Regions from separate parts of the Homo sapiens genome. Here region 2 is linked to region 1. A link is a loop called in an ENCODE intact Hi-C map of the cell type or tissue named here. Cell type or tissue: PC-9. All regions are shown on one strand.

What was found. Peaks named below come from ENCODE experiments on the same cell type or tissue, not always from the same donor. Only the 100,000 strongest peaks of a DNase experiment are listed, where the experiment ranks them.
Region 2: a loop joins it to region 1, with 13 times the contacts of the local background. A loop is called at or near these places in 88 of 110 quality-filtered maps.

The regions. Positions count from the first base shown.
Region 1 is chr11:17,978,585-17,981,084 of GRCh38, reverse strand. All of the region lies in intron 8 of SERGEF (secretion regulating guanine nucleotide exchange factor), which reads left to right. Among named protein-coding and RNA genes, the nearest start is that of SERGEF, 33 kb to the left of the region's middle. In PC-9, CTCF peaks have their summits at 1,133 (motif pointing right), 2,013 and 2,216 (motif pointing right); a DNase peak (open chromatin) is centred at 2,240.
Region 2 is chr11:17,597,986-17,600,485 of GRCh38, reverse strand. It overlaps OTOG (otogelin), which reads right to left. Exons shown (of 56, transcript NM_001292063.2): 31 at 789-815. Among named protein-coding and RNA genes, the nearest start is that of OTOG, 52 kb to the right of the region's middle. In PC-9, a CTCF peak has its summit at 1,371 (motif pointing left); no DNase peak of the experiment used is centred here; H3K27me3 peaks cover 933 bases.

The DNA.
Region 1 (2,500 bases):
TGTGGGTGAAGTTGGTCAGGGAAGGGTGTGAAATTGTGGTTGGGCTTTGGGAAGGTCACATTTTAATAGATGGAGAGTTTGACTTGCTTCTCTTGCTTTCTCTTTGTCCTCTGGCAAGACACTAAACTCTCTGGTCCCTTTCTTCCATCTGGCCAATACGTTTACATAATAATCTTTAAGGGTCATTCCAGCTCTGAAATTCTATCCTATAAAAAATAAAACTGGCCTAAAGAAATAGTCATGGATGTATTCAAAGATTAAGTATAATGCCATTTACTGCAGCCTAATTTATAATGACAAAAACAAAGGTATGGAAACAAATAAAATTGAAGAGAGATTGGTTAAACAAATTGTGGCAGAGCCATATGTTGGAATATTATATTGTCATTAAATAGAATGTTTTAGAAGGATATTTAATGACAGGAATACGCTCGTGGTATAGTAAGTGAAAAGAATGATTAACCATACTGTAACTTCTAATTTGTTGAAAGAAAAAAAGAATGTTTCTGTAGAAAAGACTAGAAGGAAATGGGCCAGGTGGGATTATGAGTGAATTTGTTTTCTATGATGAATTTTGAATATTTTCAATTTGATTATAGCTCCTATAAATACTATTTTAAAGTTAATAAGATCACTTACCCCTCAGTGCAAGAGACTGGCTCCTTTGCCATCTATTCCCATGTATATATGTCCTTGACAAGTCACTTGCACGGGCCTCAATTCGGAGGTTGCATGGAAGAGAGGCAAGATACTTTAGCAGGAGGCAGGAGAGTGGCCATCTATTTTTGGCTCGGTCATGAGTCAGCTTTGTGACTTTGGGTAAGTCCCTCCTGAATATCCCTGAGCCTCAGTTTCTTCATCTGAAGAGGGGAGTTGGAGGTCACAAAAGGTCCTTTAAGTTGCAAAATATATTTGTTCCTAAAGATGGATAATTTCTCCACTATTGTGGAACTGGCTAAGAGGCCTCTTTGGCTTCTTGAGCCTGGCCTCTTTCTTTTCTCTCCCGCTCCCCTGCACTTGGGCTCTGCTGGCTGCAGGCTGATTTCTTTCATTCAGAGTTCAGGGTGAATTGGAGTAGAAGTTGAGTGACAGGGTCTCTGCGCAGGTAGGGTGTAATGACAGCACTGAACCACTAGAGGGAAGCATTGTTTGATTACTTTCCCCTTTCCCATTTTTTAGCGGCTGTGTCTGCAGGTGAAGATCAGTCTTGATTTGCCTGGGGGTTTCAAATTCTAGCATTTTAGAATTAAAAGGACTTCGAAGATCATCCAGTAAAACCCTAGTATGCTGCAGATGTGCGATGATAGAGGCCTGGAAAAGCAAGCGACCTAGTTAAAGTCACACAATGTGCTTTTTCAGGGTCTACACTGTAAAGGAAGGCTGCAGACAGAGCCAAGGGTATGATCAGTTGAGTCCACAAAGAATAGACAGGTCCCATGTTGTGCAGAAACCTAAAGGATCTACTTGTATACTTGCATTCACTGAGCGCCTCTGGCCAGGTGTTAAGAGGCCTGGAGATAGAGAAGAAAAGATATAACCCTGCCCGGAGGAGCTGCTGTCTGGCAGGGGGAAGCTCACACAAACACACAATGCTACCCCAGGTGTCTTCCCCACTATTTGGTGGTCTGCCTAGTCTAGGATCCAGGCTGTGGTGGTGGCTTGGAGCCTGGTTTATGGAAGACCCTGCAGGTGTTCTTATGAATGATCACCTCCAAGATTAGGGAGATACATTGGATACCCCAAGTTTGTATTTCCAGTTAATTTCTGCAAGCAGTGCTCAGCCTGTTCACGTGCCATGCCTTACTATTTCTTGAGGTTTGCGAGGAATCCTGGCAGTTTTTTCCCCACCTTCAAACAGCTTTGTTCCTTGGCTCTAGGCTGACTTTATTTTTGGTTTGCAGGTACCCACCAGCCCTAAGCATTGTGGCAAAGTGAAACCGTGTACTGGCCTGGGAACCAGGCAGCTCTGTGATCTTATGCAGGTTACCTTCTGTCTTTGAGAAGGGAGGTCATGTTCTCAGCTGCAGCTGTGTCATCTCTGCTAGAGAGATGAAGCGTTATCATTATATTTGGATTTTGTGTTTGGCTGTGAATACCCATTGATCTGTGGTCTAGAGAAGTGTAGCATGTGTGCACCTGAAGCAGAAGCAGGAGTCACCCTCTGAAGTGGGTGTATTCGACAAGGGGCTGGGCCTGCAGGGCCACCAGATGGCAGCAGTAGGCAGCCAGCTAGCCTTGGGATGAGGCTGGTAGAGTCATCATTCGGAATTAGTAAGGTCAGAGCTGAAAGGGCCCCTGGAGGTCACCCAGGCCTTCCCTGTTTTTGTATGGATGGGAGAACCTAGGCCCAGAAAGGGAAAGGGTCTTGCATAAGGACACACCCTGAGTTAATAGCTGATAGTCCTTGCTCTTAACAGGAACTGATATGGATCTGACCTCTAGCTGGCTGCCCCATGGAGATCCAGGGGACAAGGGCCAGTGAGCCAGCTGTGGGAGAGGA
Region 2 (2,500 bases), 380 kb after region 1:
AAAAGTCTGGGCCTCTGCCCACATAGGCCTGCTCCTGGCAGCACAGTCCCTGGAGGAGGGTCGGGGATTGGAAGTCAAAGGCGAACAGCACTGAGGACCAGATGAGCATCTCACTCTACCAAGGTCTGACCCTGGCCCAACTGGATGAAGTTCGGTGCTAAAAACTACTCCTGGGCAGCCCTTCTCTACCCCACCCACCCAATCCCAGTGATTAAATTGATGAATTGGCTCTAAACTGGACATTAACCTCCCCTGGGTCTTTGGTTATGACCTGTGTTTTCACCCTCGTTAATCTAAATGTCAGAGCATCTCCCGGAACCCTGCAACCTTGGCTGAGTTTGAAGATGAATGTGGCAGGCCACATGTTTTGTTCCACCCATAGTCAGAAAGGGCAGTTTGTGTCTGCTTTTGCCAAAAGCTAATCTTCGGGGAACCCAAGGTGATGTTCTGTGGGCCTGATGAGCTAGATTATGAAGGCGGAGGAGCTGGCACATAAGTGAGAATGGGGTTTTTCCTTCCTGGTGGGGCTGCCCTGCCGAGCACAGTCCCCGGGAGCTGGCCTGCCTGGGCCCCGGACAGGGGCTGCAGGAACTGCTGAGGATAGAGGTGCAGGACACCCCTGGGCCCTTCACTGTCAGGGCTCTCTCTGCATGATGGGGGCCCTCCCATTCCGGGTCACGGCTCTTCCAGGGCCAGCAGCGCCTCGGGATGGCTGATGCTGTGTGGCGTCAGGACAGGGCTGGCAGTGCCTGAGCCCCTGAGACTCTGCGTGGGGAGGAGGGGCTTACCTTTGTTAAAGAAGTCACAGTCATACGCTGAAAGAGAGAGAACAGGAACTTCCTGAGAGCCAGCCCAGAGCCTGGAACAGACAGACAGAGCCAAGGCTCCCAGCATCCCAGCCTCCCTTCTTCCCCAAGTGCTGGGCCTGGCCTGCCTCCCACATGTCAAGATTTGGGAATGGTCATGGATGCAGATGTCTTAAGTGGAGGAAAGAGAATGGCTCCTCTCTGGGCCGACAGCACGAGGCTCAAAGACTGGCACACAGTAGGCACCTCAGCGATGTGTCAAGTAAATGAACAAACGAATGAATGTTGAAAAGAAGCAGGTGTATTTTGTGTGGCGCCAAAGAGCAGGATTAGAACCAAGGAGTGGGAGTTTTAATCAGAAATGTTGCGGAAGGCCCCCAGAGGAATGCAAGCACAAGATGGAGGCTGGTCTTCCAAGAGCCTTCGGTGGGAAGGGGACCGGGAGCCCCCAGCATCCCCGGCTTCTTCAAGCCCCTTGCACTGCAGAGGCGCTTCCACCAGCCGAGCTGTGAGAAGCTCCCGCAAGCGTGAGCTCAGCTTGCCCTCTAGTGGTCATCCCCAGCACCACACCCTGTTCCCCTAGCCCCTCAGCTGCAGATTCTCAGTCCACTGAGGTGTGCCTGGGACCTTGCAGGAGACCCCTAAAGCCAGCAGCAAAGCCATGAGGAGCCAGGCGGATAGACCTGGGATAAAGCTTAGGAGCAGCATGCTTCACACATAGGCACGGTCTGAAGAGAGCCACCGACTCACTGCACACCCCAGACCACAAGGTCAATGCATCTGGGGTCACCCTCCAGAAAGAACACTAGGAGTCAGGAGACAGGCCCGCCATGTGGCTAGGGGCACGTGCCTGCCTCTCCCTCCATCTGCAGACTCAGAAGGCTGAACCAGAAAATTAGAAAATCTCCAAGTTTCTGGTTTCCAGGGTATACCCAGTCAAGGGGTGGTAGCCGAGAAGAGTCATTAAAAAGCCAGCTCTCTAGAGTCAGACCTGAGTTCAAATCCCACCTCCCTCACTCATCAGCTGTGCATACTGGACCAAATTACTTAACGTCAGTGAAATTTAGTGCCCTCCTCTAAGGTGGGACCGCTACGTACATCTGCCCCATAGACCTGCCAGGGCCTGGACCAGGGTAAGGCAAAGTGCTCATCTTGGATGTGAAATTTAAGGGGCTACCAAAAATCTCAGTAATCAAGATAAATACTATCTTAATGCAATATTTTTAAAACATCAAAATTAATGCAAAAATATCCATGATAAATAAAATATTACAATTTAAAAATAAAGACAAGATCATTAACAGTCTCCCACTGAGCCAGAGTAGAGACTGAGACAAAAGGAAACATTAATACTATTGATCCTTTGATAGTTTGTTCATCACAGTATTTTTACAGCAATTTTTATTTTACAGAAATATTATATTGAAACATTATTTCTCTTGATTACTGCATTTTTGGTGCCCCCTGAAACTTTGTACCCCAGGTAAGCACCTCAATCACCTCCCCCTAGTCTTGCATATTAAATGAAGTAATGCACATAGGCACAAGGCCTGGCACACAGTGGACCCTCAGCAAGTGTCCTTCTGCTCCACCTTCTTCCTTTGGCGTCTTGCCTGCAGGCCTCAGGGCTCTGGACATGTCAGTACCGGGTGTCCATGAAAAAATGACAACAACCCCCACATTAGCACAGGGCA